Linked DNA regions of Homo sapiens: region 1 is linked to region 2. A link is a loop called in an ENCODE intact Hi-C map of the cell type or tissue named here. Cell type or tissue: endothelial cell of umbilical vein. All regions are shown on one strand.

Evidence for each region. Hi-C counts contacts between places; a loop is a spot of excess contacts. Peaks named below come from ENCODE experiments on the same cell type or tissue, not always from the same donor. Only the 100,000 strongest peaks of a DNase experiment are listed, where the experiment ranks them.
Region 1: a loop joins it to region 2, with 10 times the contacts of the local background. A loop is called at or near these places in 3 of 110 quality-filtered maps.

The regions. Positions count from the first base shown.
Region 1 is chr11:69,448,127-69,452,126 of GRCh38, forward strand. LOC124902703 (a long non-coding RNA gene) reads left to right here. Exons shown (of 2, transcript XR_007062759.1): 2 at 1-1,960. Among named protein-coding and RNA genes, the nearest start is that of LINC02952, 5.2 kb to the left of the region's middle. RefSeq lists an enhancer at 1,725-1,869 and a cis regulatory region at 1,789-1,806. In endothelial cell of umbilical vein, no CTCF peak of the experiment used is centred here; DNase peaks (open chromatin) are centred at 1,415, 1,765 and 2,475; H3K27ac peaks cover 2,980 bases.
Region 2 is chr11:69,350,645-69,354,644 of GRCh38, forward strand. The region is part of intron 2 of LOC105369370 (a long non-coding RNA gene); the gene reads left to right. Among named protein-coding and RNA genes, the nearest start is that of MYEOV, 58 kb to the left of the region's middle. In endothelial cell of umbilical vein, no CTCF peak of the experiment used is centred here; DNase peaks (open chromatin) are centred at 1,037 and 2,287; H3K27ac peaks cover 3,558 bases.

The DNA.
Region 1 (4,000 bases), 97 kb after region 2:
CCTCAGCTGATGGCTGAATGCGGTGGCTCATGCCTGTAATCCCAGCACTTTCGGAGGCAGGAGGATCACTTGAGACCAGGAGTTTAAGACCAGCCTGGGCAACATAATGAGACCCCCACCATCTCTATTATTTTTAAAAACAGAAGGCACCCCAGCTTAGGTCTAGAGAGGCTCCCCCTCCTTAGCCTCCCACAGAGCATCATCTGCAGTTTTGCAAAACCGTCCTGTGTTCTCTGTGCCCTGCGGAAATGGCCAAACAGCTCCTCAGTGCCCCAAGAGATAGAATCATGAAAAAAGCAGCTCGTAGTTCAAAATGGAAGAACATGATAAAAGCAAGGCCCCTCCATGGGTGTGAAGAGATTTCTCTTTTACAGAGGAAATTTGGGTGGGGGAGGCAGGACTTCTGCTGGATCCACAGAGGATCTTCCATTAGCAAAAGGACAATCATTGTGAGTGAAAAGTGAAAATTCTAAACTTAGAACCAGAAGGTGGGGAAGTGAAGAAAGTTCTTCCTTATCTTCCCCCAACCCTTGTGGTTTTCACCCCCATCTCAGCCCATGTCTTTTGCCCCTGACTTCCCAGGTGTGGGAGTAGACTGAAGATGTGGAACGTGTGGGAGGCTAGAGAGTAGGGAGAATGTGGGTCTGCGTCTTTTTTGGAAGGATTGCAGCCAAAAATGCAGCGTTATACAGCAGCCAGAATGCACTCAGGTGTGGGGGCCAATGCCGGCCACACCTTTCCAGAAGGTTCTGTTGGGCCCCTAGGGGACCAGGCAGCATGGGGACTGCAGCGGAGCCCGGGAGGACAAGGGCTGGGCAAGCTCTGTTACCCATTTGTTGGGCTCTGAGAGGCTTGGGCCACACCTCTGAGCCCCGTGTCACTATAGACATTGAGAAGTGGACTCTCGCTAGCCCAAACTCAACTTTGTGGCTCTTGGAAAGGACAGGGCCTGTCACGTGATACTCCTGGCCCAGCACAAAGCTCCCAATACAATGGACCATGCTGTGTATCCACGGGTGGCAGCGAAGGCAGTGTGCTGAAGTCTGGGCAAATGCATGGCCGATCCCAGGTTATTACCATATTGGATCGTGTGGTCTCTGCTCCAGGCTGGCTCGGTTCAGGGTTGGATGAGTTTCTGCATCCCCCCAACCCCGGCCCAACTACCCCCAACCCTGCATGCTAATGGAGGCGGAATTAGGCAGAATTCTGCACGCCTCCAAGTCAGGCGTTTCCGATGACTCTTCCTGTGGGAGTCAGAGGGCAGGATGGGATGGGGTCAGCTGAGCCCTACATCTGAAGCCTTGCCTCTAAAAATAGCCCTTTCTTCCTGTGTCCAGGGCTCTGCCACGGGCCCTGCAGGAAAACGTCTGTTTCCAAGGCGGACGGAGCATCTGGAAGCTCCGAGCAGCCACGCGCTTATGCTCAGGCCTCAGCCAAGTGTCACCGGGGCCCTGGGGGCACCATCTGGCTTTCACTTCCTCGAGGCTCCTGTCCCCTTCACTGAATAAATCCTGCATGTTTAGAGCCTGGGTCACAGCAGATCCAGCGGGTGTGTTGGGTGCAGCAGGTGTGCATCCCAGGGGGCGCTGAGGCGAACCTACCAGAACCTTCTCTTCCTGCTGCCCTGGGAGGCTGTGTCTGCCCAAGCCAGCCACCGGGCCGGGTCCACTGCCTGGGGATGGCTGTCCCCTGAGCTGCTGCTCTGTCCCCACCACGGAGGCTCGTCCAGCTGCCCGGGCATGAGTCATGGGCCAGCCCTGGGCGCTGCTGCGGATTCAGAAGCTCGAGCCGTTTCCTGCAGATAAGCGACAAGCGCCAGGGAAACCTGGCGGGGGTGGCCGCCCTGTGAGATAGCGCTTCCTTCAAAGCCCCCCAAGCACTAATTAGCCATTCCAAGCATAGTTTCAACAGCATTTAGGGATTTCCTCATCAAAATAAACTTCCTCCCATGTTATCTTCATTTTTGGCATCTGATGGGATCCTTTTTTTGTCTTATTTATTTATTTATTTTCTTTCTCTCCAAGATTCAGGGCGGACACACTTAGTCCTGCTGTGGTTGGATGGGCAGGTGAGGACACTGGGATGCTGGCAGCTGGCCCATCCACCTCTTGTCCGTGGAAAGTGGCAAGTCCCCACCCCATCTCTGCTCTCAGAGGAGCTTCCGAGGGGCCTGGTTCTGTGGTGAGGACCAGGACGGGTGGTCCACAGTGGCCTGCCCCACCTCTCCTTAGCTCCCCAGACCGAGGGGCCGGCTAGCCCTGCAGGCGATTTCAAGCCTTGGGGCTTCCAGGGTCAGCCTCCGCTGGAATGGTTGGGATGCCATCAAGGCAAATTAGTGCTGGGGGCTCCCCCAGCCCTGTGGGCCTCCTGGCATGCTGGGAGTCAGATGGTGGACTTCCCCTTGGGCCCCAACAGGATTGCTGTGGAAGTCAGGGCTTGAGATGAAAACTCAAGATGGAAAAGCTACTCATTTGCAACTTCCTCCTGGAAAGAAACCCCTCGCCGGTGCCTGTGGGTTGAGCCTCCTCAGCCCGGCAGGGCAAAGGCCTGCTTTGTGTACCGAGTCTCCAGGCATCCTGGCTGTTGCTTCCTGCGGCTCCGCACACGCCTTGGAGTGCGAATTTTAGCCACAATAGGTGATTTCCTGAAAGATCTGCTGATGCCTGGAGTTGACAGGCTGCTCCGAGATGGAACTAGATAAGACGAGTTTTGTTTGGGGCTGGACAATTTGTCAGGAAATGAGGTAGTGGTTGGTATGGAACTAGTGTCACTGTGGATTATTTTGGGGGAAAGTGTCCCTGGGAGGCCTCCATCAGCCTTCCAAACACAGCCAGGTGGGGCCATGCACACAACCTTGCTTCTGGGGGAATAGGACACCGGCTCCGGGAGATCCTCCTGATGCCAGCAACGGAATAGGTGGGGCCTACTCTCCAAAGAACAGCTGCCAGGCCAGGCCCAGCTCATGACAGGGTACGGAGCCTTCACGTAACACCAAGGGCGTTTCTGCTATGGAGCAGGGTGCTTGTGTTCTCAACCAAAGGCTGGCTGCATACAGCCCAGGGTTGCAGTGCTCACAGCCCAGCAAAGAGCTGGGTTGTCAGGAACCAAATGAAAAAAGGAGGGAAGAAAAGGGCAGATGGAAGGATGGAAGGAGCAATGGATGGATGGATGGATGGATGCATGGATGCATGGATGCATGGATGCATGGATGGATGCATGGATGCATGGATGGATGGATGAATGGATGGATGAGTGGATGGAAGGAAGAAGAAATGGGTGGTTGGATGGATGGAAGAAAAGATGGATGGATGGTGATGGATGGGCAGATAGATGGAAGGATGAAAGGAGCAATGGATGGATGGATGGATGCATGGATGGATGGATGCACAGATGAATGGATGAATGGATGGAAGGAAGAAGAAATGGGTGGATGGATGGATGGATGGAGAGACAGATGGATAGTGATGGATGGATAGATAGAAGGAGGGAAGAAGAGAAAGATGAATGGATGGATGATTAGAAGGAGGGATTGATGGATGGATGATGGATGGATGAAAGGAAGAAAAGAGGGAAGATGGAAGGGAAAAAGGGAGGGAGGTTGAATGGAAGGAAAGAAGGAAGGAGAGATTAAGTTGGTTTTGTAGGACACTTCTTATCTTTTTTTTTTAGAAGAAAGAAAGAAACACGTTAAATAAAAGTCAGTTCTATAACCTTCTTGACTGTGGCAGCTCAGCCAGGAGTATGGAGAGCCTATTTCCCAGGCATACAAGATGGGGGGCAGCTTTACAGATAATAACCCTCTGGTGGCCCTGGGAGGAAGTCCACACACCTGCTCTCTGCCTCCACCACCCAGATGGTCTCCCCCAACCATAGTGCAGCCTCCCAGGCCCCATCTCTGCCCACCACAGGTCTGCCCAACAAAGTGCTGACCAGCCACGTCTGCAAGCCCCATCCCAGCCAGCCTGTCCCCTTGCAATGACCCCAACCATGACAATAGTTA
Region 2 (4,000 bases):
GTAATTAAAAATAATTGCTCATAATATAATATTAAGTAATTATTATTAATTAACTGATCAATATGCATAATTATTAACATTAGTTAACATCTTATTGAGTAATTATTATTAATAATGTCTCATATTGATTAATTAATATCATTATAGCCACCCTGACATCTTGTGTTTATTCTTTGCATCTTGTGTTTATTCTTTTCAGTTTATTTACTTTTGTCTTATTTGTGTTTTTGTATTCAAAGTAAATCTCTTGTAGGCAGCACATAATTGGGTGTTGCTTTTAAAAATCCATATTGTCAATTTCTTCCTTTTCATTGGAGTGTTTAGAACATTAACATTTAATGCTGATCTTTTCTCTTTTTTGGTTCCTTTATTCCCCTTTCTCTGCATGCTTTTGGATTATTTGAATATTTTATAGTATTCCATATTAATTTATCTGTTGGCTGTTTGGCTGCATTTCCCTGTGTGTATGTAGTTGCTCTATGCATGGTTTCTTTGATTCTATCCTGTTTGGGGTTCTCTGAGTTTCTTGAATCTGTAAACTTATGTCTTACACTAAATATATAAGATTTTCAGTCATGTCTTCAAAGATTTTTCTGCTCCCATCTCACTCTCCTCTCTTTCTGGACTAGTTATAATGTTTAAGAGCTTTGGATATGGCTTCACAGGTTCCTGATGCTCTTTGTTCCTTTCCTTCTTCAATCTTTTTTTCCTCTGTGTCCTTCTGATTGACTCATTTTATTGATCTATGGGTTTGCTGACTTTTGCCTTTCTCATTTCCATTCTGCTATTGATCCATCCAGTGATTTTTAAACATTTCAAATATTTTCTTTGTTATTTCTAAAATTCCAATATCCTCTTTTAATACTTTCTCTGCCAGGATTTCTTATTTGCTTATTCATTTCAAATGTATTTCCTTGATCTCATTGAGTAGAGTTGTAGTAGATGCTTTAAATTCTTTGTCTGATAATTTCAATGTCTGAGTCATCTTGGTGCTTTCATCTGTTAATTTTTTTATCCTTTGAGAATGGGCTGCATGTTCCTGTTTCTTTGTATGTCAAATAATTTTGGATTGTATCATAGACAATCTTAATGTCATATTATATAGACTCTACATTCTGTTAAGATCCTCTGAATTATGTAGATGTCTTTGTTTTAGCAGGCTATTGATTCATACATATGTGTGCATCCACATAACCACTGCTATAATAGTCAGGGTTTTCCAGAGAAATAGAACCAACAGGAGATGTGTGTGTGTGGTGTGTGTGCATGGATGTGTGTGTGTGCCTGTGTGTGTGGATGTGCGTGTGTGCATATGTGTGTGTGTGCGTGTGTGTGTGTGTGCGCATGTGTGTGTATTTCTTTATTTACCGTAAGTTATTGGTTCATAGGATTATGGAGGCTGAGAAGTCCCACAAGCTGCCCTCTGCAAGCTGGAGACCCAGGAAAGCCAGTGGTGTAGTTTGAAGGCCTGAGAGTCAGAGAACCAATGGTGTTGATTCCAATCTAGATCTGAAGGCCTGAGAACCATGAGTGCTGACAGAAAGAGACTGATGTCTCAGCTCAGGCCATCAGGCAGAGTTAATTCACCCTTCATCCATCTATTAGTTCTATTCAGACCCACAATAGGTTGGATGGTGTTCACCCACCCTGAGAAGGGCCATCTGCTTGACTCAGCCCATGAATTCAAATGCCAGTCTCCTCCAGACCTTCATAGACACGCCGAGAAATCACTCACTGGCTATCTGGCATCCTGTGGCCCAGCCTAGCTGGCCCACAAAATGAACAATCACAACCACTTAGATCAATAGGTGGATCATTTCTAGTCCCTCCAGAATTCCCACTCCAAGGGTGTACTCACTTCACAAGTAATCATCATTCTGACTTATTTAACCATTGGTTAGTTTTGTCCATTCCTGAATATCACATAAACAGAACCACACAATATGTGTTTTAAAACATCTGGCTTCTTTTCTTAAAACATAGTATCTGTGGGATGCCTCCATGCTGTTAAATGTAGAAATAGTTCATGACTTTTCATTACTGGGTGATACCACATTGCATGAACATACTGCAGTCTATTGATCTAGTCCCTTGCTGATGGACAGCTGGGCTGTTTCCAGTTTAGGACAACAGGCTGGGCATTTTAGGAGGCAGCACAGAGCAGAATGGCTACAGGCATGTCTCTTACAGCCACACAACCCCGACTCAAATCCTAGCTCTGCTGCAGACCAGCTGTGTGACCTTGGGCAAGTGACTCACCCTCGCTGAGCTGCAGTTTCCTCTTCTGTGAAGTGGAGATTATGGTAGCAGTACTTACTCAGAGGGTTGTCATGAGGATCAAGTAAGAAGTCACATGAAATCACAGCCTGCAGCCTACCAGAGCCAGAGCCCAGTAAATGGCAGCTGTTAAATGATTATTGTGGGAGGAGGTAGCAATTATGAATGTCAGCTCTGAAATCTGATCTGAATTCACATTTCAGGCTAAATGAAGCAATCATTAGTAAACACTCAGCATAGGGCTAGCAAATAATAAGCTCACAATTTATTATCCTTATTGATACCTGATATGTAAATACTAGTAGCCTTTACAACAAGCATTCCCATGATAGGTTTTGCCATTTGATAGAGAACAGAACTGTTTCTCAGGGATGTGCAGCATTTCTGGTCACAGAGCAAGAACAAGGTGGTGTAGGGACCCTGCTTATCCTACCCTGCCCTCCAGATGCAGGGACCCCACTCCCACCCACCCCTACAGCCTCACCTTGAGTATCAGAGAAGGTGATGGTGGAGAGCCACCTCCCAGACTGGCCTGGGCTGCTTCCTGGGCCCATTTCTGTCCCTCTCTGGGTTTCACAGCTTCCCATCCCACCCAAAGGTGCACTGGTGCTGACCCTGGGCAGTGCTGTGGGCAGTGAAGGCCGGATGAGGTCCCTGAGTGACAGCAGGCTCTGAATTGCCGCAAGTGTCACCATGGTAAAGTTTCTTTCCTGCTCTGTGCCTCAGTTTCCTCATCTGTGAAGGGGCAATGGTGATAGCATCTGCTTCACAGGGGCCCTGTGGGTGCTGAATCAGAGGGCCCAGGTGAGGTTACGCCTGGGGTCAGGGCAGGGCCACCAGGGGTGTCCGGGGGCCACGCGAGCCTTTGAGAGGTGCCGCAGGTCTTGAGTCCACATACCAACTGCCACCCACACAGGCCGACGTCCCTTCCAACGGTGCAGCGGGGCTAAGGTCACTTGCAATCGTGGAGAAGAGACAGTGACCTGGGGTTGGGGCAGGAGCCTACGTCAAGACAGAGTCACGGATGGGTGGGGCTCAGTCCCTCCCTTGGAGGGAACCCCCCAGGACTGTGGCAGACCCCCTTGCAAGGTCCTCATCGGCTCCAGGGCAGGCCCAGCCTCTGCCATGGGTGTGAGGGAGAGTTGAGGGCTCTATGACGCCCCCCTCCCCAGATAACTCAAGGCCCGGGGAGGGAGCTTTGGGTTGAGATGGTGTCGTCAGGGGCTAGTGGGCAGGTGTGCAAAGCCCCAGGCTGGGCCCAGAGAAATTCAGCAGCAGGTTTCAGGGCAGCAGGAGGTCGGCTGGGAGGGTGGATCCTTATGCATCTCTCTGTCTCATCCCCTCTGACCGCCTCAGCCAGGGGGAGAGAATGGAGCTCGGTGAGCAGCCCCAGTGGGCCTGCTATGAATTACAGGACCCCCTGCAAATTCACACACATGCTTGCCCCCTGCTGTGCTACTGACAGCAAAGGCAGAATCTGAGCTGCTGGGACTTGCCCAAGGCTGCCAGCTGCAGATGCTGGAGCCAGACAGAAGCCCAGGCCGCCTTCACAGTCTGCATAGTTCCAGTGCAACAAGGAACCTAAAGGGTTAACCAGCATTAGCACAGGGCCCAGCAAGTCACTCCCAGGTACCTGCTCAAGAGAACAGAAAACATGTCTGCACAAAAACCTGCACAGCCAAGCTCACAGCAGCACCATCCACAGCAGCCACAGTGCAACAAC